5 separate regions of the Homo sapiens genome follow, and regions 1, 3, 4 and 5 are each linked to region 2. A link is a contact called in ENCODE Hi-C or POLR2A ChIA-PET data. All regions are on one chromosome and are shown on one strand. Each heading gives the region's core, a stretch centred on a gene start or an enhancer-like site at or near the end of the contact. The rest is flanking DNA. Distances are from core to core; before and after follow the strand shown. Region 1 holds the start of MALINC1 (mitosis associated long intergenic non-coding RNA 1). Region 2 holds the start of MATR3 (matrin 3). Region 3 has its middle 29 kb from the start of CTNNA1. Region 4 holds the start of FAM53C (family with sequence similarity 53 member C). Region 5 overlaps NRG2 (neuregulin 2).

Region 1 (4,968 bases), core at 237-2,736, 810 kb after region 2:
TGAATAAAGCAGGCAATAATAGACCTTAGAGTTTTCCCTTTATCAGTGATAGACTCCTCACAATGCTGAACAACTGACTTACATTTTGATAACTAAATTTTCATCTGTAAAATGGGAGTAATTATACCTTAGTCCTACTTGCCTCGCAGGCTCAACTAGATATGCTTCTGGGAAAGATTCTCTAACAAGTGAGTTTAAAAGTCTACCACTGCCTAACAAAGAGGGATTTTGTGGTATATTTGCAAAGTAACTTCAAAACAAAATAGTTAAATAGGTTGAGGCAATGATTAAGTTTTCCTAAATCACAGTTTGACTTCTCGGAGGTCTATTTAAATAATGATAAAGATGATAAATGCAGTTTTTATTTTGCTGCAGTTATTAGCTGATCCACGTTCCATCTACGTATTCAGTGTTGCAGGATGGAGACGTGACAGCGTAGAAAGCGAGCAAAAGCGTTACCGTGCACCAAAAATCTTGTCAAACTTGATACGATTTCAAGAAGACTGTCTTAAAGGACATTTTATAATTTCACATTTAGCCCTTGCATAGCATTTTATGAAAATTAACTTTTACCCTTTCCCCCTCGGCCCAAGGAAGTCGCATTCCCTCAAAGGGGCCCGGCTTCAACATATTACACTGCGTGGGAGGCTGGGCAGCAACCCCACGCTTCCTGTCAAGGATTCCTGGGGCCAGAGCCTGAAAAGTGCTCTAGCCACTCTTCTCTATGCTAATTCTGTCCTTCCGACCCCTCTTGGCGGGTGTCTGAGGGCCAAGGTGAGACTTTCCCCGGAGATGAAAGGCCTATTGCCTCTTCAGAGACCCGGGCGGAGTTGGGGCGGGGGTGCCGCGTGATAGGGTGGTAGCAGAAGTCGCAACGACGCACAGGGCCCTAAGTTGGAGCTGGCGCAGGCCCTTCAGGGTTCTATCCCCGCCAGAGCCTGGCTTCGGCCTTCAGAAGCCAAACGAGTAATAGGTCCTTCTGGGGCGCTGTGGGCGGTGGGTGGAGGAAGTGTGGGCGGAGAGGCCACAGACATCCCCCTCCTCAGACGCGCCCCAAGGCCTGGCCCGCGGAATGTTGACGCGCCAGGAGCCGATAGGGCGCGCTCACGCGCGAGAAGGGGGCGGAAAGAGCGCGCTCGGCGGCCGCCGCGGCGGCAGCTAAAACGGAGGGACGCGAGAGCGAAGGGCGCGAGCCACGGAGTTGGGAGGAGGGGTGGGGAACGCGGAGCGCGCGCTGACGTCGCCTGGAGTCACGCACGGAGCGCCGGGTTACGCGCCGACGTCTGGCTGCCACGACTTGCCGTCTGCGGCGGCGGCGGCGGCGGCGAGCGGATCCCGCAGGGGAAGGAGGAGGAGGAGGGAGAGCCAAGGGGGCTGTGAGTGAGCGGGAGAAGCAGGGTGTGAGCCGGACTTGCCCATGGGAGGGAGAGCGAGCGAGAGCCGAGCCAGCCATCCGAGCCGCCTCCTCCTCCTCCCCTCGGCGTCCCGCCCCCGCCCGCCAGCCCGCCCTCCTTCCTCCTCAGCCCGCAGAGCCTAAGTGAGGCGCAGCTCGGCTAGCGCCGCTGTCCAGGACAGGTGTGCGCGCGCGCGCCCTCCTCCCCTCCCCCCTTCCTCGCGCCTGTCTCGCGCGCGCCCTCCCTCCCGCCAGCCTGCGCCCTCCCTCACCTGCGGCAGGACAGCGCCCGCCCGCCCGGGTAAGCCCCTCGCGACCTTCCCTGCTGCCACTGCCACAGCTCCAGGTGACGCTCGCCCCGTCCCCTTTACTTGCTCTCTCAGCCCAGGAATAATTATAGTACCATTGCAGACATCCCCGCACCCTCCCTCTTGGAGACCCAGGCGGTGCAGCAACGTTCTCTCCCACCCCCCGCAGCGAGAAACGAATGAACCCCCTCCTACTTTCAAAAGAGAACAAAATAACACGCCCCTTAAGAAAAGAGGCGATCCTACCTCCGCAGGCGCTGGAGACCACCAGTGATGCGTTTGCTTAGCAATCCCTGAGCCCCATTTCCCCTGGCCGCCTTCGCCCTGGGGCCTGGGACTGTGCGCTAGACGTGGCTGACACTCCCTGCACGGCAACCCTGGAAGGAGGGAGAGGAAGGAGAGTTCTATAACCCAGGCTTCACTGCCAACCCCTCCTCTGTTCGGTTCCCCCCACCCCACTACCACCAAATGCATACACCCGCCCAGGATGCGTTGTAAAAACAAAACAAAACCAGGAAAAAAAAAAAAAAAACCTTTGGTGCTGACATCGCAGATGAAGCCGGGCCCAAAGATGGGTGGCCCGAACAAGGCATTTTTACTGCCCCACAGCGCTGGGTCAGCTCCACAGCTCCTCTGCCTTTGTCCGAGGGCAAAAGGAACGGATGTGAAGCTGAGGGGTCTTCTCTGTGAGCGGCGGTGGGCCCCGGAGGCGGGCTGTGATGTTTGTAGGGGAAGGCACCCAACCAATATATCTGCCATAAACCTGAACTTGGGTTGGAGAGCCCCCAGAGACTGGCTGGGGTAACTGGTTCGTAGCTGTCTACCCCGGAATAAATGCCACCTTCTTTTCCGCGGTGTCTGCGGGACCCTCTGTTGGGGGTTCTAATTCGTTTTGGCCTGGGCTCCTTACATTTCTGTCCGGCCAGGCGCTTTTGGACAGCTTTTCGCAGCGGTGTCTAAGCTTGTGTTCGGTGTCCTTGGAAGGGAGGTCCCAGAGCTTTACAATAGGCTGGATTTGGTTTGACATCTTTTGGTGGACTGTCAAAGGGGAAAGGAAATTTTTGGATTACTTCAAGATCCCCCACCGCCCCCGCCCAACTGACGTTTGCGAATTGCGGCTTTGGAAATTGGAGTGTTGACTAGAGTGTGGAGAGAGAGTTGCTGATTTCATTGCTTTGAGTACTAGTAAAACCATTTAAGTATCAGCCGGAAGGGAGACAGCTATTGACATTTACATCGGTTCTGTTTGGACCTTTGGGGTACATAAAATGTCGGGTTCTCTGAATTTTTTATCGAATTTAGAATGTCTGCTACATTTATTTAACTTCTGCAAATGCTTAAAATGAAAACATTTTGGAAATGCGAGGATTTTTATCAAGTGGATTGTTCTCTTCATATATTAAATGTTTACTTCATATCTTTAATCCGAAACATTAAAATAGCATTGAAGAGGCATGATTTTCAAGATTAAGTGAGCTATGGAAAAGGAATACGCTTTTAAAGAACGATCTGGGAAATGCTGTTACTATTAGTCATTGTTGTTGTTAAATGTTAAGATTTATTTGAGAGTTTCTCAATTTTTTTGGTAGACAGTCATGAGAAGAAATGGCTAATTCCTCCACTTTGAACATTTACAGTACAACATCCCAGTTAGTTTTAATGATTTGGGTATTGAAGATAGTTGTCTGGTTTAAGACTGGTATTTAATCTAAGTATCACTTGAAAACACAAGCTCTAATGTTCTTTATTTTGGAAATTTGTGATTTTGTAAAATATTAATCAACATATTGTTTCTATTAGGAACTCTATAATCAGAAGGGTTTACTACCCAGAGGTAGACAACCTCTTTCCAAGTCTATTTTATAAATGTGTGTTGATTTTTACTTTATAAAACCAAAACTGAATTAGATTATTTCAGAATCACCTGTAGTCAGGCTGAAGAAAATTAAAGCTTTTTTCTTTTTTGTTCTGCCTAATGTGTATTTCTTTGCGCACAATTTTTTGTTGGTAAGAGTTTGTTAAATACATAGAGACAGTGGGATTAAAAATAAAGCAGTCTCTATTCTCTTTAAAATGTGTCTGTTGTATTAATAATAAAAGGGCTCAAGAAATCTAGAGACATTATGTCTTTGTAAGCATATTGTGAGGAGAAAGGAAATGTTTACTTTTTGATGTTTTTCATTAACATGGATTTTTGCTGCATATTAATTTGCTGTATATTTCGTTTTCCCTTTGTCTTTCCTACATTCTAATGAAATTATACATTTAGTTTTACAACTATTTGTTTTACATTAACAAATTCAAACAGCTGGATACTAGAACAGACTTCATTCACCAAGTTAGTATATTGTTTAGATTATTAACAAATGGTTAGAAGTCTTAAAATCCACTTATTTTCTAATGACTTTTCAGTGTTACAATGCAAATATAACTGTGAAGTTTTATTTAAAGTTTAAACTTTTTGTTTTAAGACTTCTGGAAGTTTATATTCATTTCTCCCAGATTGCCTTTTAAGGCTACTGTACACTATAGCCCAAAGAAAGCTGCCTTTCACCTCCTTAGTCTGAGAAAAAGCCCACACTTAAAGGCTTATTCTGAAATTAACTCTCGTTTCAGTAGTGAAAATATGCTAAAAATCCTATTTATCATTGAATTATTTTGGAAAGGCATTGTTAATCTTGTTTGCTTTTTAGATACACATATAAAGTAGAGAAGCTGGCAAATAAGGGCAAAAGTTTTATACATATATAATGAATAGCATAAAACAAGTACATATTTATGTGGAGAGATCTAGGTCCCAGTAATTTGCTGATTTGACCTTAAAATTCCCAGTTTAAGTGTACAAATGAGATTCAACTTGTGTTCTGTCTGGAAACTTCATCAGTTGCCTCTGCGCTGGGTAACTAAGAAGTCAGTTCTTGGTGGCAGTCACTTTTTCAGAAAAACAGGGCACTTCCAAACTCAAATCATTCGGAATCCCTGTATATAGACGTCTAGGACGGAGGGCAAGAAAATTTAGACTGCAAGTCGGGATAGGAAGGCGGGAAGTTGGGATACGAAGGCGGGAAGTTGGGATAGGAAGGCGGGGCAGTTTCGAGTCTTAGTCTTCTGTCCTGGGGGCAGCAATCAGCACGGAAGAAAGGCAGGGACTGGCAGGGGGGGTGGGTGGGGCCCTCATCGTATTCTCATTGGCCTTGTTGCTGCCTTGAGTTTTCATTAGGGAGCAGGGGCTTGGTTTGACGCAAGGTAAACTCTTGAGGAAGAGCA
Region 2 (4,835 bases), core at 2,045-4,544:
TTTTTTTTTTTTTTTTTTTTTAACAGGGTCCTGCTCTGTTGCCTAGCTGGAGTGCAGTGCCACCCCCTCCCAGGCTCAGTCGATCCTTCCACATCAGCCACCCCTGACCCTGTCTACCCCTGCCCCGGAGTAGCTGGGACTACAGGTGCGTATGCCACCACGCCTGGGTAATTTTTGTATTTTTTGTAGAGACATGGTTTCACCATGTTGCCTATGATGGTCTTGAACTTTCTGGCCTCAAGCGATCGGCCCACTTTAGCCTTCCAAAGTGCTGGGATTACAGGTGTGAACCACTGTGTCTGGCTTTAAGTTTATTTTTCAACTCCTGTTACTTCGTTTACGGCATTAACTTGTAAATTTGTCACTAACCCACAATCTTTCCCTGGGCTCAAGACCCATATATACCACTCCTTACCTTAAAATTCATGTGTCCCCAACTGAACTTGCGTTGGATAGTATTAAATAGGACTTGTATTACCCAGTTTATCTTAGATTCTGCATTTGAATTTGTAACCCCAGGGAAATGGCCCTTTCCTACATCTCCAGCCCTTTTTAATGTCTATGCACAGGAGGCTGAGGCGGAAGGATTGCTTAAACCCGGGACGCAGAGGTTGCAGTGAGCCATGGTCACACCACTGCACTCCAGCCTGAGCAACAGAGCAAGACCCTGTCTCCAAAAATAAACAACACACCAAAAATTCTGCAGTTTCCCAAAGTCTACCTCAGAGTTTTCACACATTCTGATCCCTCTGCCTGGGGATGCTTTATTCCCTTCACCTAGTTAATTGCCTACTCGTCAGATATTAGCTCAAACCTCAGTTTCTCAGGAAAGCTCCTCATTCCCTCAGATTATTCACTCGTCTCAAATACATATTTATTGGTTTAATGTCTGCATAAAGTGTAAGCTCCATGAGGGCAGTGCCTTTGTCTCCTTTCCTGCTCTTTGGCTGAGGCCTAATATATTGACACAGTAGGTACTCAAGAAATATTTCTTGTATCACTGACTAAATTAGATTGAGATAAAGTAATATTGTGAATCAGTGGCTTACTACTTATTTTGTAGATAAAACAATTTACCCTGTCTTGAGATGGTAACTTCATTTTTTTTTGAAACGGAGTTTTGCTTTTGTTGCCCAGGCTGGCGTGCAATGGCGCGACCTTGGCTTCACCGCAACCTCCGCCTCCCGGGTTCAAGCGATTCTCCTGCCTCAGCCTCTCGAGTAGCTGGGATTACTGGTATGCACCACCATGCCCGGTTAATTTTTGTATTTCGAGTAGAGACGGGGTTTCTCCATGTTGGTCAGGCTAGTCTCGAACTCCCGACCTCAAGTGATCCACCTGCCTCGGGTTTCCAAAGTGCTGGGATTACAGGCATGAGTCACCGCGCCTGGCCAAGTAACTTCATTTTTATGGCTATGCCATTTCAGGTAGTGCTTCGTTGAGGCATCAAGACTCCACTGACCAGCTTTTTCACTTTATTGAATTACATAACCTTTTTTTTTTTTTTTTTTTTTTTTTTGAGACAATGTCTGACTCTGTAGCCCAGGCTGGAGTGTGCAGTGGTGCACTAGGCTCACGGCAACCTCCGCCTCCGGCTCAAACGATCCTCAGCCCCGTCCTCCGTACCAGGTGAGTAGCTGGGACCACAGGCGTACACCACCACGCCCAGCTAACTTTGTGTTATTATTATTATTTTAGTAGAGACGGTGTTTCGCCACGATGCCCAGGCTGGTCTGGAACTCTTGAACTCAAGTGATCCACCCGCCAAGGCCTCCAAAAGTGGTGGGATTACAGGCGAGATCTACCGTGCCTCAAATCACATAACCTTTTAATGTCTCAGTTTTGTGATCTACCAAATGGTATCCCACAGTAGCCGCCTCTCAAGGTTATTGTAGGGTTATGTGTAAACTGCTTATTGCATTGCCCACCTTATAGAAAGCACTCCATATTATAATCATTAACTGTGCTGGAAAATTCCCAACTCTCCAGATGCGGAGTTCTGCAAGGATGGTTGGGGAGAGAGTTGCAGCCAGATTAGGTCTCCAAACAATTTACTTAAGCCTCTGAAGGCCGGAGCTCAAATCCCTCCAACCCGGGTACCTAACCAGTACCTCAGTCCCAAGAGTGTATTGCATTCAGTCAAATTCACCAAAAGGCGGCGGTGGTCTTTAGGAAGGAAAAGGCTCGCGGTCCTCCGCCTCAACGACCCTCCTGCACAGAATTCCTGATTTTAAAAACCAGCTGGCCACTTTGGGAGGCCGAGGCGGGCGGATCACAAGGTCAGGAGATCGAGAGCATCCTGGCTAACACGGTGAAACCCCCGCCTCTATTAAAAATGCAAAAAGAAATTAGCCAGGCGTCGTGGCGGGCGCCTGTAGTCCCAGCTACTCCGGAGGCTGAGGCAGGAGAATGGCGTGAACCCGGGAGGCGGAGTTTGCAGTGAGCCGAGATCGCGCCACTGCACTCCAGCCTGGGTGACAGAGTGAGACTCCGTCTCAAAACAAAAAACAAAACAAAAAAAACAGCTGGCTGGGCGTGTAGGCTCACGCCCTTAATCCAATGCTGAGAGGCGGAGGCGGGAGCACTGCTTGAGCCAAGGAGTTCCAGACCAGCCTAGGCAAAATAACGAGACACCATCTCTACGGAAAAAATAAAAATAAAAAAGTTAGCTGGCCATGGTGGTGCGAGCCTGTAGTCCCAGCTACTGGGGAGGCTGAGGTGGGAGGATCCCTTGAGGATAGGAGTTCGAGGCTGCAATGAGCCATGATAACGCCAGCGCACTCCAACCTGAGCAACACAGTTTATTTATGATAAATAAATAAACATACCTAAATAAAAACCAGCCAAAATGGTATCGTTTTCCCTTTGTGGCCCCAATATCTGGCGCTTTCCACCATTCCTTGGCAAACAGAACAACCAGAGAGCATAAAAGTCGAGTCTAAGCCAGGGACTCTCGCGAATCCCTTCTAAGGCATACCCTATTTAAACTTTGTATTATGCTATTCAGGAGGTTGACAAACAGCCTTTTCGGGAATGGGACTCGAACTCGTAAGCCACGTCTGTTCCTCCATTTCCCGCCTCAGCTGGATGACGGAGAGGGATCTCCGGGATTAAAGAACAACGACCGCAGGCGAGTGCACGAGCGAGGTGCGCGCGCTGAGTAGGGGGAGGGGCCTGGCGCGCGCCGAACCAGATCGAGGGGGTGGGGGCGAGCTCTCTCGCGAGAGTGGGTTTGTTCTTGGGCTGCAGCCGCTGCCGCCGCTTCTCGCCAGCGCCGTTGCTGCGGGGGATTGTGGGAGTCTCCGCGTCCCGCTCGCTGGGAGAGAGGTACCTCTCCTTTTCCCTCTCCCTTTCCCTAAGGTAGGCGTGAAGCGGGTAAGAGTCGGGGTCGGGTGGCTGGGGGTTCTCCGTGTCCGCCGGGAGGGGACAACGACGGCGACAGGGGCTGCGGGGAGCCGGCGGCGCGCCTTTCTTGCTCGCTCCCGCTCTGCCTCCCTCCGCGTTGCGTATGTGAGCCGCCTGATCGGCGGCCGCCATGTTAGGAGCGCAGTGGCGGCGCAACCAGCCTTCTAGGGCGGCGGAGGTGAGCGGTCCGGGAGGGAAACACGCGGCCGGCCAAGGGCCCAGGGTGCGGCGGGAGATTTTGGGTGAAGAGGTGCGCTGACCGGCCGAGCTTCCTGCGCGTCCTGGGCTCGTTGTGGGCGGGGGCGGGACGACTAGCCCGTTACACGCGGGCCGCGGCGCTGAGGGGGAGGGAGGAGCTCGCTCGAGGCCTGAGGGACAGACTGTACACTGGGGGCTTGCCGTTTGAGGAGGATGGTTAAGATATCTAAGTCCTTGGGTAGCGCCAGTGCCAAATAACCCGTTCGCCTTTTTTTCTCTGAAAATGTTCCCCCAAAATGGAGGATTTCGCAGACTCTGAAGAGCCTGCTTGTTTGAGCAGCGTTTCTTTCTTTTCCCGGTGTCTCGGCCTTCACGCCGCTCCTTGCCCATCGCCTCAGAGCGCCCCCTAAGACTCCCGGCCCACACGCGCGCGCGCGCGCGGCGTTAGCTGGACATCAGAAACAATTCCTCCCCGCCCCCCATCGCGTAAAAATGGCCGAAAAATGAAACGTTAACGCTTGTTTTTCGTACTGCGTCGTGGAACAAGCCGCCTGCAGTACAGTGCGAGGCGGGTGATTTGCACTTGTTTAGTCAAGTCACCTCACATCCTTTTTCTCTTTATCAAAATAGTATTAGTCCAGGTTCCTCCAGAGAGGATCGTGTGGTGTGGGACCTTCCGGTTTCCAGACAAAGGGTTTTGGAGTACCGTGGTGTAGTCGCCGCATCGTTCTTTGCATTTCGAGCTCTGTGCCATGTTCTGTGTTCGGCATTTACCGTGGATGAATATCCCCTAGGTGTTTATCCTGCTCTGTGGCCCTGTTCTGTGGAATATTCCTATTGGATCAGTTACAGTTTTTTAGCCAGATATTTCTAGAACGGTTATGGTGGTTCTGAAATGGCTAGTCTTTCGGGCGCGCTGGAATAATGTGAAGAATCGTTGATTTCGTAGGTAGGGGTCACGAGATTTTGTATTGGTACTGCGTTCTGTGTTTTAAACCTTGGCTTAAGATTTCTGAATAGTCGGTAAAATACATTTTTCTCCCAGGGAAATCTAAACAGTTGACTATGCGGACAAAAATGATGTTTCAGGCTATTTTAATAAATGTTTAAAATTTCCCTTTAAAAACATTTCTTTACTAATGGCTCAGTCATCTACGCAGTCTATCGACGTTTTTCACAGTATTGTTTTAAAAATCAAGAAAGGCTTGACATTTTCGTTGCAAAAACGCTCT
Region 3 (4,857 bases), core at 1,879-4,378, 570 kb before region 2:
TAAGAGCTGGCTGTTGCTCTTCCTCTGCCTGCAACATTCTCCCTTTAGATCTACTGTCCATCATTCAAGGAGGGTTACTGACAGAACAACATCTTGGAGGAAGTAGGATGTGTGTGTCTGTGTGTGCAAAAGCTCACGTGGAAGGGAAAGGTTCCAAGCTCAAAGCAAAGGAAAAAGAAATGGGGGGAGATGTGAAGGCATTTTGAGATGGGGAGGAGGGACATTTGAGGGCAACAGGGACAAGAGAAAGGAGAGAGGGTAAGGAATATTTGTGCTTATCTACCGGGAGTAATGAGGAAAAGGGGAGATAGCTTAGTGAGGGACTGTTTAGCTTCAAGGGATAGAAACCCACTCAAACTGGCTCAAGTTAAAGGGTGCAAGTTGGAAGGCTACAGGGGTTTGTAGCAGATGTTGTTGCCTCACTTAAATCTTCTTAGTCCTCACCTCTCTACCCAGAGACTGATCACGCAAACACCTGGGGCGCTGCCTGAGGGCTTTGTTCTGGCCACAGGAACACACCTGGCCTCTCTACAAAGGGAAAGTAGGGAGTGCCAGTGAGTGAATGGCTCAGCTCAAGAAGCAGCTTCCAATCAATGACAGAAGTGTATGTGTGTGCATACACACGTTGTTGGTGGGGGGTGAGGGGTGTTGGTGTTGGTGGATAAATGCCCCAGCTTCCTCACCCCTCAGTTGCTCAGTTGGGATAGCCCTGATGCATGTTCCTCATTGTCTTCTAGGGCCCCCACCCCCAGCAGTCCTTGCAGTGAGTTAATATACACCACTTAGTGGTTTCCTTCTCTTTTATTTTTTTATTTTTTGAGACAAGGTCTCGCTCTGTCACCCAGGCTGGAGTACAATGGCGCGATCTCGGCTCACTGCAACCCCCGCCTCCCAGGCTGAAGCAATTCTCCTACCTCAGCCTCTCGAGTAGCTGGGACTATAGGCGCATGCCACTGTGCCTGGCTAATTGTTTGTATTTTTAGTAGAGATTGGGTTTCACCATGTTGCCCAGGCTGGTGTTGAACTCCTGACCTCAGGCTACCTGCCCGCCTTGGCCTCCCAAAGTGCTGGGATTACAGGTGTGAGCCACGCGCCTGGCCCAACATTTGGATAAGAAAGAGAAGAGCATTCCGGTTAGTGAGAACAGTACATAGCCCGACCTGCCCTTCTCTTTTTATTTCTTACTTCCTCACTCCCCTACCAATGTTTCCTGGAATCACCTCCTAAATAAACTATTTGCACTTGAACCCCTGTTTCAGGATACCCCAAACCAAGACAGATGTCTCACAAAACACAAGCAGAGATGTCAGTCTTCAGGCCTCGCATGGAGAAGATGAAAGAGAGGGGTGGCTTTTCCAAAGCCCAGCGTCAGCACGAAGCTTCCACGAGATGATTTTCCCTCTTATTTTGAAGTCCTGGTGAGTCCCTCTCTTCTCTCCATTTTAACAAAATCTGCTTTCTAATTGCCCAGTTTGGTATATGCTATGGTCCCCACTTTGTCATCAACGCTCCTGAACTCATCTTATGCCCGATGTACCCGAAAGCACTTCATAAACTGTAAAGTGCTGAACAAATGGAGCAGGTGAGAAAGAGGGGGAGAAGAAGAAAAAGAAGGGAAGAAGAAAGAGACAGGAAGAAGAAGAAAAACAAGTGGAAGGAAGATGGAAGGCTAAAAAGCAGAAATATAGTGCAGAGTCAGATGAAGAAAGCCAGGGCAGGCAGGGGAGGCAGGTTGAAGAAAATGGCCAGCACTTTTGTAGGAAGCCAGTGTTGAAAACAGGCCTGTGAGGCCAGGCACGGTGGCTCATGCCTGAAATCCTAGCAATTTGGGAGGCCAAGGCTGGTGGACCACCTGAGGTCAGGAGTTCGAGACCAGACTGGCCAACATGAGGAAACCCCGTCTCTACTAAAAATACAAAAATTAACTGGGCAAGCCAGGTGCGGTGGCTCATGCCTGTAATCCCAGCACTTTGGGAGGCCGAGGCACGTGGATCACAAGGTCAGGAGTTTGAGATGAGCCTGGCCAACACAGTGAAACCCAGTCTCTACTAAAAATACAAAAATTGGCTGGGCGTGGTGGCGCGCGCCTGTAGTCCCAGCTGATCGGGAGGCTGAGGCAGGAGAATCATCTGAACCCGGGAGGCAGAGGTTGCAGTGAACCAAGATGGTGCCACTGCACTCCAGCCTGGGTGACAACAGCAAAACTCTATCTCAAAAAAAAAGAAGGCAGGCCTGTGAAAAGCAGATGCGGGGCTCTGCTTGGAGCCAGTTCTTCAGCTCTCCTTGACTTCATTTGAAGTAAGCCCTTCCACTAGGCTGGTATATGGCAGACTGGAGTAGCAGAGATGATGCCCAGATGCCCACAACTCTCCTGGGCGTTGTGCAAGAGCATTGTTTCTTCATTTCCCTCTTTTGTTTCTGTATCCACTGGCAACTGGCAGGGACAGGCACTGACAGTCTGGCTCAGAGGGCCCGCAGGGCTGAGACATGTGCTCTCCTGGGTATGTGGTTCTCAGAGCACTTGGACACCCCTAGCAACCCTCCCACCTCCCATTATAGAACACCAGACACACAAGATCTGATTTCTTCAGGGCTGAAATACTGGATGTGGGTACAGTAGGTGAGAGCCGGCTGGGGGTATGGTGAGGGTGGCCTTGAATTGAAATGTCAGCAAGGCCAACCTTGCCTTCTGGGCTTTCTGGGGAGATAAGGCCAGGACTGCAAATGTGATCAGCCAAAGAATGCAGGGTTGGCTGGGGACAAAAGTGCCCCCCGGCCCTTTCCCCAAGAGGAGACTTTGTGCTTCCCGCCTTCCAGGAATCCTCCAGTCAGGGGAGCTGGACCTGAGGAAAAAGGTGGGGTTTGCTGTTCCTGCAGGTTGGGAGGCAGAGTCACAAAAGAAACAAGCCTGGGGAGAGAGGGAAAAGGGTCCAAACCACAGAGCAAGACCATGTTAGTGTGGGGAGCGCATCTTTGTTGCATTCATTCACGTGTGCATGCATTCATAACTTCATTTACTAGCTGGCACGCAAGAAATGCCTACAAGGTGCCAGACCCTCTGCCAAGTTCTGAGCCTGCCCAGATGCACAGAGCTTCCTGACTTGGTGTCAGATTGCTGCCCTGGGGATAGCTGGGCCTCCTGCTGTGGTGAAACCAGTTTTTCTATTCTCTGAGGGGCAAATTACTATTGCTTAGGCACAGGAGGTGCTCCCTCTGGAGGAGAGTGAGCTTACAGGGTAGGCGGCCTGGGGAGAAGGTGTGGCTCACTTTTCACGCTCAGTCCCCACATTCCCCTGTGCCAGGGAGGGTGTTCCTTTTTACTTGGGTGATCTGCCTTAGAGCTTCTGCAGTTCTCCACTCCACAGAATGGGAGGGACTTGCAGGATGACGCAGTCCGCCCACCTTCCATCCTTTCTCTTTCCTTTCCTTCCAGTATTTACTGAATGTCTGCCGAGACCCTGGCACGTTACTAGGTGCCTGCCTTGAAGCCATTTAGGAGAAATGGCGTTCTCCAAACAAAAGTATTCCGTTGCCATTCACGTTTCTCTCTCTCCCCCTCTCTGGCCACATGGAGCTGGGCAGAGGTGTTTTTTTTTCCTTTTCTCTTTTTCTCTGTCTCTGCTTGTTTCTCTGAGAAGATAAAAGCTGGCCTTTGGCTCCCCGCTAGGGGACAGGCCCATTACAGCCCTCTGTTCCTTTCCCTGCTTTCTCTGACACTGTGAGGCTGAGACACAGTGAGTCCTGCTCAGCTGGGCCTGTGTTCATCCCATTAGCATTGTGGCCACTTCAGGGCCTCTGGGATTGAGTTCTCTGGAGCCAGAACAGTTTCATAACCCCTAGAGGAGGCCAAAGTCGTCCCAGCCTTCTGGGTCCAAAGGTTCTCTCCCATGTGGCTCCTGCCTCAATAACCTACCTCCATTTTTTTTTTTTAGTTTGTTTCTGCCTCAGGCACATTTTCTCTGTAATTTTTGGAACCCAAATATAAGGGAAATCTCATTTGCTCCGTTCTGACTCATTTACAATTAAATACACTTGTTCCCATCTGTGTCTGTATACATCTGCATATATTTGCTAAAGCATCGCCCTTAATTTTGGAAAATGAGGCGGCTGGTGTTATTTTTATCCTGACTGCCAAGTTGGCTGAGAAGACCAGTGGGTGTTCACCCACCCAGTGACGACCCCTGGCCAGGCCTGTGCCTGAGGGAGGTGGTGACATTTCTCCCATGCATAGAACATGCAGACCCCTGGACAGTTGTGGCCTTCGTGATTGCTGTCTTTAGGGGTCCAGTTACCATGACTAGGCGTGTTCCTGTCCATCTCGGTGCCGAGGCTTCACTGACCACAGAGATGGGCCATGACTCTCTTGTCTTTTTTACACAGTTTCAATCTGTCACCTAGGCTGGAGTACAGTGGCACAATCATGGCTCCCTGTAGCTTCAAACTCCTGAGCTCAAACAATCCTCCTGCCTTAGCCTCCCAAGTAGCTAGAACCACAGGCATGCACCAGCATGGCTGGCTAATTTTTAAATTTTTTGTAGAGACAGAGTCTCACTATGTTGCCCAGGCTAGTCTTGAACTCCTGGCCTCAAGCAATCCTCCCACCTTGGCCTCCCAAAGCACTGGGATTCCAGGCATAAGCTACCACGCCTGGCTGAGCCTGGACTCTCCATGTCACTTTCTGGCAGCTGCTTTGACAAGCATGGGCTTTGGAGATGAGAGTGGGGGGCTGGCTGATCCTCAAGGAAGGCTTCACTGAGGAAGCAATGCCAGGTCATCACAGCCCCATCCCCTCCAAGGCCAGGAGAAGAGAAGAGATGTCTTTACTGTTCAGAAGGATGTGGTGGCATGTGTGGGCGC
Region 4 (4,882 bases), core at 1,791-4,290, 960 kb before region 2:
CAGAGGGGCTGAGGGGTGTGTTTTCTATTCCTGGTTCTTTTTATGACTGGTAGGCTTAGCCCTACTTCTCCCCACTTTGCAGAGGTTTAGCTTTCACTGGGTGAAAAGGGAAGGTCTGAATCGAGTGCATGTTCCTCCAACTCGGCTGTTCCTTCCTAGGCAGGGAATGAAGAGTCTTAGAACCAATGGATTCCACTCCTTTGGATGACCTCCTGGATGACTGGCTCCAGGCCCTGGAGCCCTCAGAATATGGATGGAGAGTATCCTTTGCTGAAACCCACTGGAGCAGGGTCACAGATGGGGTTTGGCCCATGAGGGCATAATTAAGATGCAGTTCAAAGCAGTGGCTCAAGAACAAAAGACTAAAAAGGGGGCAGCAGGGAAAGAGCAGGACATGAGTAAAAAATCCTTGGGAACTAAAAGTGGAATAAGGAGATTTAATTATGGGTAGGAGTGTTGGGCTGCACTGGGAGGCCATTTTATAGATGACGAAAGGGGATGTAACCTTCCTTTGAAATGAGGCCTGAAACTTGACTTGCAGGGTTTTTTTTTTTGTTTTGTTTTTTTTGTTTTGTTTTGGGTCTCAGTTTCTTTCAATGTTTTGCAAATGAGCCAATGCCTACTTTTAACTCAACCATTTAATTCATAATAATTAAATTATTAATTTAATTAATAATAAAAAGGTGAACAGCTTAGTGGTGAAAAGCAAGGGCTTTTAGACTGCTTTTTGAGAGTACCTTTGCCTACCATGTGGGCAGTCACTTAACTTCTTGGGCTGTTTCATTTGTCAAAGAGAAGGTTTTGTTTCATTTGATGATTGTAAGAAAAAATGAGAATATATATCAAAGTATGTAGGTCAAGTGTGGTGGTTCACACCTGGAATCCCAGCACTTCGTTTTTTGTTCATTTGTTTTTTTTTTTTTTTGAGACAGAGTCTCATTCTGTTGCCCAGGCTGGAGTGCAGTGGCACAATCTCGGCTCACTGCAATCTCTGCCTCCCCGGTTCAAGCGATTCTCCTGCCTCAGCCTCCCGAGTAGCTGGGATTACAGATGGGCGCCACAATGCCCAGCTAATTTTTGTATTTTTTAGTAGAGACGGGGTTTCACTTTGTTGCCAGGCTGGTCTCGAACTCCTGACCTCAGGTGATCCGTCTGCCTCAGCCTCCCAAAGTGCTAGGATTACAGGTGTGAGACACCACGCCAATCCCAGCACTTTGTGAGGCCAAGATGGGAAGATTGTTTGAGGCCAGGAGTTTGAGACTACCCTGGGCAACATAGCAAGACGCCTCTCTCTACAAAAATAGAAATAAATATGCTGGGCATGGTGGCACACCCCTGTAGTTCTAGCTATTCAGGAGGCTGAGATGGAAAGGATTGCTTGAGCCCAGAAGTTCAAGGCTGCAGTGAGCTGTGATCGCCTCAGTGCACTCCAGCCTGAGCAACAGCAAGACCCTGTTTTTACAAAAAAAAAAAAATGTAGCATGGTGTCTGGTACATAAGAGCAATTATTGGAAACCATGTGTCCCCTACTTCATGGCCCCTAACTCTGCTCCTTTTGCCAAGGGGAAATAAGCAGTGCAAGGTAAATCTTTCCACCCCTATTTTCTCAGTTAGTACTGTACCTCATTTTTCCTCTACTCTTTTTCAGTTTGTAGACTTGGTGGCTCCTGCCTCCTCCCCTCCCTGGCTCAGTGAGGACGACCCCCGCCACTGGCTCTACTTTCCAGCTGATCACAGCTATTTACCTGTCCCAGTCTTGAGTAAGGCACAAAATATTTACAGAAAACAGATGTCTTTCAGAGGACTTGCTGCTAAGTGTAATAGTGAAGATTACTTGCATTACTGCTACTTTCCAATCAATTAAAAAAAAGAAATAGAAAACTTTGTATTACAAAGAGATCACAACACGAACGCATTGTTTAAAGCCTCTCCTTTATCCACTTTTTTGCTTGTCTCCCTAAACCATCTGTGATGCTAGCTGAGACTCGAATTTACATAAGAGCCAGAAACCATCAACCCAACCTCTTCACACACTAACGTCTACATTCAATCTCTTTAAAAAAGACTTAAATTTTGGCTCATGTGGGAGGTGGTGGTAGTGGTGGAGACTTAATAAAAGGTGGTTTTGTCTTCCTGAAGTGGAAATATAGCGCCGTCAACATCTTTTCCCCATCTGCCTGTTTCCTCCTTCCCTTTCTGTTTAAGGAAAGTCTAACCACCGCACTTCTCCCCACCTCCCCGCACCTCCCCCCAGGCAAACGCAAGCAACTGAACCGCCTATGATGTCATAATCACAATCCCATTACCTCATCCTGCTGGGGGGGAGGGGGCGGAGAGAGAAGAGAGGGAGTGAACAGCCCTGGGCTATCCTGAGCTTTACAAAGTGTTCTGGGTGAGGGCAAATTACAGAACCAAGTGGAAACGTCCCCGCAACCATTATAAGTCCTGGGTTTTTAAGGTTCAGGCCGATCCGGCAGCTGCAAGAGGGGCTCCTGGGACTCCGAGCAGGCCCTAATCCGCGCTTGGACCACACTTCCCAGCAGCCTTCACGCCGCGGACGGGTCCTTTGCTGGGGGAAGGGGGATTCCTTCGAAGAGGTGGTCGTGGAGGGCGGGGCAGCAGAGCAGGTGAGGGGCACTGTGGCTAATTGCGTGACGCGGCCCGAACCGAGTGGGAGGCTGCAGTTGGGCCGTTGGAGGGAGGGAGGGCAGGGGCGATGCCTTTGTTTACCTTCTTCCGACATGGCCTCCCCCGCGGGTTTCAAGATGTGCCTCCAACTGGGGCCGTCCACTTTCTGCGATATTTTGGAGGGGGTGACTCGTTAGTGAGGAAACCACCCCCATCCCTAAATCAAAGCGCCAGGCTCGTTCCCAACAGCGCTGTCCGAGAGACACTTTGAGAGAGACACGACACGGAGCTGCGCCCTCCATGGGTGGCTTGGGGGGATTCTGCGAGCCGGAGCTGTCCCCCTACTCTCCTCAGGGACTCGTTGGTTCGCGCCAGCGCCTTTTAAGGGCACCGTGGGGCGAACCGAGCGCTCAGAGCTGCTCCGGCCGCGGCCCTGGGAGCTGGAGGAACCGCGGTAGGTGGTGGAGGGCAGGTGGCGCTGGGGCCTCGGGGCGGGCACCTCAACCGTCCCTCCCTCCTTCCCTCTTTCCCCTCCCCCAGCCCGACCGCCCGCGCGGCCGGGCCTCGCTGGCCGCCTCTGCGGGGAGAGCACGGGACCCGGTGGGGGAGGGGGTGGCGGAGTGCTAAGTCCCAGACCCTCCCCATCCCCTGCGTCCTGAGTTCGCTTCCCGCGGCCAGATGATGGAACCTAGTGGGAAGAGGCGAACGACAGCCCCCCTGAGCGAGCCCTGGCGCACCCCCCCCCCCGCCCCGGGGACCAGCGGACGCCCCATGCCCCACCCCGCGGGGACAGGCAGGGCAACAGAGGGAGAGGTTGAAGATTGGAGGGGCCTAGCCTTTTGCTTCTTCATGGGGGTGGGGGGAGGGGTGTTCCCCACTTGTCACCCCTTTCCCCACCAGAACCATATGGAAGAAGAGCAGGCAGATCTCCACCTACCTGTTCATGCAGCTCCCTGCCTTCCTCATGTTTTTCTTCAGTCTCCCCAGGAGGTGTGGGGCTGGGACCTGAGGGGAAGGTCCCCAAAGGGTTTGTGACTCTCCTCCCTGTTGGCCTGACCTGATCCTACCTTGTCTTGGTACAGCACAACCTCAGCATCCCTGAAACAGGAGTGTCAGGGGTTACTGCCATCCAATAGGAGATGGGGTGGGGGTCTGATCTTTATTTTTGGGGGCTGCTGGTGGAGGGAAAGCCTGGACTGAGAGTTAGGTCTGGTGGGGTTGCTGAGAGGGCCTAGCGGCCTGCTGCTCTGTGAAGGGCTGAGCCCCGTGCCAGTTGTTAAACTGAGAAGTTTTAACTTGTTTAGTGAATATTCAGGGCTGTCTCTACCCTTCAGATACACAAAATGGAAGGGGAAGGAAGGCGGCAAGAGAGGGCTTCTTACACTTTTTTCAATGCCTGCTTGAGAAAGAGGAGGCCCCTCGCGGAGCTGGTTTGCCTTCTTTTGTGTCCTGGTTTGATTCCTTATGGCTTCCGTTCTGTTCCCCCTCGCAGCCTGGCCTGTTTTAGGAAACTCAGGCTGAGAGTATCAGTTGCGTGGTGGTAGTTGCATTGTTCCAATTACCACTGTGTGTGGCCACATCCCAACAATTAAAATGCAGAAAAACACAAATTCACTGTCTTGACTTGATCCTAGAGGTGGCTGGGAGTTTGCTGTTTGTCCAAATGCCTCATGAAAAGCTGGAGAGTTTGCTTCATTCCCTGCTCCTCATAGCTGGTTAGCCTGAGGCCTGGGGTCTCTAGGGTAAAATCCTGCACTTAGGTTCCCTCTCTGGTTGATCTTTGAGGGCAGCAGAGTTAAGAAACCAAGAGCAGAAGTGATATAAGCTTTAGCTTCTCCCGTAAGAATATAGGGGAAGCAGCTGAAGAGAGCTCCCCGGAAGCTAGAATTTTGTTCAGGGTGGTAATAATTATGCATGAAAATGATAGTTAACTGTAATGATGATTGACTTCTCTTGCACCTTTCTTCCAGAGAACTCCAGGTACATCCAGGTTTATCTCTTTGCTCTTCCTTGTGCCCTCCTTCTAAGGTGTGAGTGGGGTAGAGATAATTCCTCTTTTTTGTAGAGTGATCTGCCCCCAAGGTCACAGAAGGAAGAGCCCTCTTGGGCTTTTCTTAGTGTGCAGGTGAGGGAGGATGGTATTCAGCCAGAGAGATGGACCCTATTGCCTTCTTCATCTTATTGATTTCATTACTTCTGACATTCTGAGGCCTTGAAGATTCACAAACGGGAACGAGAAATGGTAGTCTGTGTG
Region 5 (4,720 bases), core at 1,834-4,333, 550 kb after region 2:
TGTAGGATTCAAAGCATATAATGAAGGTACCCGATGCTCATGCAAAGATCGGTGAGTTCACCAAGAGGTCATTCAGAATCAACCGAGGGCCACATAGAGATTGGTGGGTTCATTGGGTGGCTTCTGACTCTAAAATTTAGAAAGCAACAGCAACCTAGAGCCCCCAGAAAGGTCACACGAGGACAATAAGCTGGACCACACAAAGGTCAATGGGTTCCCCAAGAGTTCATATGGAGTTAATTTGGGATCCTACAGAAGCCACAAGTCACAGAGAAGAATAACTGGCTCTCAGAGAATTTTAAAGTCAACTACGAAACCAGAGACAGCAGAGGGGCCTGGATGAGATCAACAGAAGGGGGCCGGGAGGGGCCAGTGAGTTGCAGGTTTATGCAGGATTGAGTTCATTATTTTCCTTTTTAAAATTTTTTGTAGCAGATACTTTTTCCCAGCACCCCCACAATAAATACAATAACTTTAATTTGTTCTTTATTTTTTTCCATCGACTCCCTCTCATCTAGTTTTTGTCACTCTGGCTGTGTGATACAAGGATGCAAGGCACAGGATATTGTCATCACCACCATCAAATCAGCCATGTAATAGGCATCTATCACGTGCCAGCATCAGCACTGGGTACTTTATAATCTCCACAGCAACCTTTTGGAATAGGTATTTACATCACCCATTTCCCAGCAAGGAAACTGTGGCCTAGAGACGTCACACAGCTAGGCGGCACAGAGCTGGAATTTGAACTTACGCCCTGTTGATGCCAAAGCCCTCTCAACCCGCAGCCTCTCTGTCCCTCCCACCTATAGGTCTCTGACTACACACATCCTAGTGGGATTCACACACACACACACACACACACACACACGTGTAGCCGAGTGTGCATGCCAACCACCTCAGCTGTTTGGGTGGAAGACGTCCGTGTGTCTGGCTGGAACCGAATAGTTCCGGGTGCTGGGCACTGGTTTACTAAATTAGTTGATGAGGGGAAAGGCTTTTGAACCTGGGCCTCCATCTGCCTTCTCCATACTGAAATCATGTACTCTCTCTCAGGTCTGCGGGTTTAGACAGGTCCTGGCTCTGAGGGGGTATAAAGTTGGGGAAAGAGCAACACCCTGTGGGCTTATGAACTGCAGCAGCTGTGGTCCTGGCAGCTGAGGGTACCACTGTTATGCCACTTTGCATGTTCAGACTTTGCCTGTGACGTGCCTCAGGGTCCAAGGGTCATCCTGCCTTGGCTGTGCTATTACCAACCCCACAACCCATCCCTCCTCAACCACCTAGGCCGGCAACTGTTGCCTCAGTCCGGCCCATAGATCCAGGGCAGGAACTGGGCCAGAGTTCCAACGCTGAGTTTGAAGCAGAGCAATTTGTGTCAGTCCCTTGGCCAGGTTCCCCAGCAGCCAGTGGGGACACCTTGTAAATATTCTTGGAAGCGGGAGGAGGGCTGGAGTCTGTCCTGTGAGCTGGGGCCGGAGAGACCGGAGACAGGGTCACTTCCTTCCAGGGACTGCCCTGGCCCCCTCCAACCTCCAGGCCAGCATCATCCACATCCACCATGGGACTTCGTGCTCTGAGTTCCCTCCTCATCTGAGGCTAGGCACACACAGTCAAACAGGAGTTATTTCTGATTTTATTTATAATATAAAAATGTTCAAGTGTCAACAGTCAGGTGTTCAGACATTTCAGGACAGGATTCCCATCTGTTTCTGTTTGGGATTTTTTTTTTTTTTAAACAATTACCTTTTTGACAAATTAGCAGTGGACCCAGTTTTTGGGGGTGGGAGGGCAGGACTGGAGACGAGTGGATGTCATAGGTGGGTTGGGGGCTAGGAGGCAGCCTGTGAGAAGGAAATGGTGTTACTTTATTGCTAAAAGGGGAATACACTGTCGAGTGGCTCTTCTCGGTCCCAGCGTGACCATGCATCCAATCTAAAGAATCTGAAATGCAAAGGACATGCAGGTGTAAAATAGAAAAGACGACCTGTAAACGAAGGTGCTGCAGAGGACGGAGGGGCGTCCTGGAGGCTGTGGGGGACAGGAGCCGCCAACATTGGGCCCCTGGCAGAGCTGCCACCTCCCTGGGCTCAGGCTCTTGGGGAAACGTTTCTCTGCCCCCCCTCCTTTAACAGCTGTGAGTAGCCAGGGCTTCCCCATTCGGGTAGCTGTGTCTTTATCTCCCCCTGGAAGTTACCCCAGCTCCAGCTCCAAGCCTAGGGTCCTGGCCCTCTCCTCCCAGGGGTCGGGAACTTCAGCTCTTGCCTGGGAGCAAAGCTACTTCCGTCCTCAGTTCTTCCTTAGGGCCAACCCCCCACCGCCCCCCACCCTCGCCCCCAACAGAACCCGCACCTCTTCTCTCCCAGCTGTCACTCTCAGCACCCCACAACCCAGACCTGTCCCCCGGAGCCCCAGATGAGCATACAGCAAAAGGCACCACAAAATAGGTTTCTATTAAAGAGTCAAAAAATTGGCCCATCTCTCTTTTTTTTTTGTTGTTTCTTTTTTTTTTCCGAAGCTGTAAATCAGGATGTTACATATAAATAGTTTCCCTATAAAAACGCCTTTGCCGTTAGCTAGTATTATAAGACAATTTTTGCTAAAATGAAAATAAAACATTTTGTTATACTTTTTTCCTTTTATAGAAAATAAAAATATTTTTATTTCTTTTTTCCTCCTTTCTCTCCAGTAGGCGGTCTCTGGTCTCCTTAAAGATAGTGGGGCGGGCGGGGCGGAGGGGCGCGCGGCGGGGCCCTAGAGTGGCGCCGAGTCCTGCTTGGCCCGCGGGGGCGGCCCGCGGCTGTGTCTGCTGCTGGCCCGCGTGCTGTGGCTGTCCAGTGAGTAGTAAGTCCTGCTGTCGGCCGCCGGGCACAGTGGCGGCGAGTCCGAGCGCAGCGCGTCGTGCGCCCCACGCAGGCCCAGGAAAGGTGTGCTCTCGGCCGCCAGCGCCCCGTCCGCGTCGTCCGCGTCGTCGTCCGACGCCGAGGCTGAGCCGCCGCCCGAGCCGCTGCTCAGCGACAGCGAGTCCCTCGCCGCCCGTGCGCGCTGCGCCGCCAGCCCGTTGAGGCGCGAGCGGCGCCAGCGCCGGGGCCCCGCCGACGTCCTGCGGGACGCACCGCGCGCGCGCGGCCGCGGCGGCGGCGGGGGCGCGCACTCCTGCGTGGTCTCGTACTCGTCGTCCTCGGGGATGCGGAAGGGGCTGGCAGGCAGGCTGCCCAGGCTGCCGCCGAGCGCGCAGGTCCCGCGCCGCGGTCCGGGCCCCGCCGCGGGGTAATAGTAGCTGTCATAGCTGCGCTGCATGTCTGCGCCGGGCCCGGGCCCGGGCCCGGGTCCGGGTCCCGGGCCGGGGGGCGCCGGGTGCCGCAGTAACGGCTGCTGCTCGGCCAGGCGGTAACTGATGGGCGCCGCCGGCGGCAGCGACACGGCGTGCGCCGAGTTGGGGGACGTGATCTCGAAAGTTGGCACCTGCGTGGCCAGCGAGTAGTGGAAGTCCACGGGCGAGAGGCGCGCGGGCGTGGTCAGGGCCGACACGTACCTGCGGGGAGAGGCAGAGGCATGGGCCAGGGCCAGGCCGGGCCGGCGCGGGGGAGGGGGGGTTGGGGGTGGGGTAGGGTGGGAGGGGCGGACCCAGACTTGCCTTAACCTTGCCCGAGACCCCGCCTGCAAGAATGACGGCAGCAACCCTCAGTGGCCTTATGCAATTTCCTAAACCTCTCCGAGCCTCGGTTTCCTTATCTGTTACGCGGGCATAACCATGGTGTTGATTCCATAGCTCTGTTGGGATGATTCCAGATTGTATCAGTGGGATGTGTTAGCCCTGTGCCTGACCCTGGTAAGCTTTCATGAATGGTCACTTGCTGTGGGAATGCTCACCGTCAGGGGGTCAGGCTCACGCTGGGGTACATGTTCCATCTGGTTTAATACCGCAGCTCTGTAAGACCCTTCCGCCAGTCCCATTCTACACGCAGGAAAGTAACACTCAGAACGTTTAATTCTACACGCAGGAAAGTAACACTCAGAACGTTTAAGTGACTTATTCAGGATTTACACAGCCAAGAAGTGGCAGAGCTGGGATGTGACTTGAGGCTAGTCAGGAACCAGGACTCATACTGCCCAATTCCAGAAGCCATTAGTCTCCATTCAGATACCCCTGTGACCTGGCCTCACTGCCCCACAGGGACAATTCCTCCCATGCCCTGATGGCTTCAGTGAGGGAAATATTCCTCCTTACAGTGAAGTCAAAACCTGCTTCAGGGGAGTACCAAGATCCCATGAGGTGTCTCTGCTTGTGGCTACAGACCCATCCCCACACCACCAGCTCCTTCAGAAGTCTGGCCTTGCTAATATCTCCCAGGCTGGATCCCGGGTACCTGTCCCCTTTTGTGCTCCACATCCCCCTTGTAAGCCCATCAGTCTTCTGCCCCACCGTTGTCACCTCAGGACAGGGGCCACCCACCTCCACGCTTCCCTTCCAAACTGCACAGCTGGGCATCTCACTGCTCTCTGGAACCAGCCTGGAGTCCCCATTATCATTTTTTCTGAATCGCCTGACTCCTCCCTCTTCCCTTTCCCACCGGCACATCTGATTAACCACCAAGTCCTACCCATTCCCTTCTCCGGAAGCACACTCTCCACCCCATCCTGGGCCCGACTGTTCACATGTGGTCATCTGGGTCCACCCCAGGGTCTCTCCTCCTTCACTCTATGCAGTTCCCAGAGC

Evidence for each region. A loop is a pair of places that touch in the nucleus more often than their neighbours do. ChIA-PET counts read pairs that join two places held with the same protein, here RNA polymerase II (POLR2A). Pooled maps may share reads with other maps.
Region 1: a loop to region 2 is called in a map of B cell, with 14 times the contacts of the local background. The contact joins the promoter of MALINC1 here to the promoter of MATR3 in region 2. A Hi-C loop is called at or near these places in 5 of 168 maps with a recorded cell type or tissue (B cell, CD4-positive, alpha-beta memory T cell, CD8-positive, alpha-beta T cell and 1 more) and 13 of 50 pooled maps. POLR2A ChIA-PET finds 5 or more read pairs at or near these places in 4 of 52 experiments (CD4-positive, alpha-beta memory T cell, OCI-LY7, naive thymus-derived CD4-positive, alpha-beta T cell and 1 more).
Region 3: POLR2A ChIA-PET joins it to region 2 with 31 read pairs in OCI-LY7. The contact joins the enhancer-like site here to the promoter of MATR3 in region 2. POLR2A ChIA-PET finds 5 or more read pairs at or near these places in 2 of 52 experiments (H1 and OCI-LY7).
Region 4: a loop to region 2 is called in a map of CD8-positive, alpha-beta T cell, with 2.7 times the contacts of the local background. The contact joins the promoter of FAM53C here to the promoter of MATR3 in region 2. A Hi-C loop is called at or near these places in 3 of 168 maps with a recorded cell type or tissue (CD8-positive, alpha-beta T cell, chondrocyte and naive thymus-derived CD4-positive, alpha-beta T cell), 1 of 37 single-sample maps with no recorded cell type and 13 of 50 pooled maps. POLR2A ChIA-PET finds 5 or more read pairs at or near these places in 6 of 52 experiments (A673, AG04450, CD4-positive, alpha-beta T cell and 2 more).
Region 5: a map of CD8-positive, alpha-beta T cell shows a loop between it and region 2 (8-fold over the local background). The contact joins the enhancer-like site here to the promoter of MATR3 in region 2. A Hi-C loop is called at or near these places in 4 of 168 maps with a recorded cell type or tissue (CD4-positive, alpha-beta T cell, CD8-positive, alpha-beta T cell, naive thymus-derived CD4-positive, alpha-beta T cell and 1 more) and 5 of 50 pooled maps. POLR2A ChIA-PET finds 5 or more read pairs at or near these places in 3 of 52 experiments (activated B cell, activated CD4-positive, alpha-beta T cell and naive thymus-derived CD8-positive, alpha-beta T cell).

What each region holds. Positions count from the first base shown.
Region 1 is chr5:140,106,526-140,111,493 of GRCh38, forward strand. It overlaps MALINC1 (mitosis associated long intergenic non-coding RNA 1), which reads right to left and starts at 1,487. Exons shown (of 4, transcript NR_102741.1): 1 at 884-1,487. It overlaps LOC124900193, which reads right to left and starts at 2,744. Exons shown (of 4, transcript XM_047417990.1): 1 at 1,259-2,744. The coding sequence starts at 2,460. The coding sequence ends at 1,534. RefSeq lists enhancers at 587-686, 1,797-2,298 and silencers at 1,217-1,286, 1,317-1,376, 1,387-1,646.
Region 2 is chr5:139,290,446-139,295,280 of GRCh38, forward strand. MATR3 (matrin 3) reads left to right here and starts at 3,295. Exons shown (of 15, transcript NM_018834.6): 1 at 3,295-3,360. LOC124901081 (a long non-coding RNA gene) reads right to left here and starts at 3,112. Exons shown (of 4, transcript XR_007058956.1): 1 at 2,829-3,112. RefSeq lists enhancers at 3,367-4,070, 4,071-4,773.
Region 3 is chr5:138,722,208-138,727,064 of GRCh38, forward strand. No RefSeq gene overlaps it. Among named protein-coding and RNA genes, the nearest start is that of CTNNA1, 29 kb to the right of the region's middle. Within about 2 kb of position 3,129, at least 16 of the 41 ENCODE cell types and tissues checked have a DNase peak (open chromatin) inside an H3K27ac peak, as active enhancers do.
Region 4 is chr5:138,335,226-138,340,107 of GRCh38, forward strand. FAM53C (family with sequence similarity 53 member C) reads left to right here and starts at 3,041. Exons shown (of 5, transcript NM_016605.3): 1 at 3,041-3,082. It overlaps LOC100128966 (a long non-coding RNA gene), which reads left to right. Exons shown (of 4, transcript NR_146628.1): 3 at 160-260; 4 at 1,649-1,921. It also overlaps a transcript of CDC25C not described here. RefSeq lists enhancers at 2,191-2,270, 2,441-2,920 and silencers at 3,001-3,350, 3,401-3,490.
Region 5 is chr5:139,845,163-139,849,882 of GRCh38, forward strand. It overlaps NRG2 (neuregulin 2), which reads right to left. Exons shown (of 10, transcript NM_004883.3): 10 at 1,619-3,535. The coding sequence ends at 2,755. Among named protein-coding and RNA genes, the nearest start is that of PSD2, 52 kb to the left of the region's middle. RefSeq lists silencers at 2,767-2,956, 3,087-3,506, 3,557-3,616. Within about 2 kb of position 3,084, at least 20 of the 41 ENCODE cell types and tissues checked have a DNase peak (open chromatin) inside an H3K27ac peak, as active enhancers do; they include CD8-positive, alpha-beta T cell, where a contact is called at or near this core.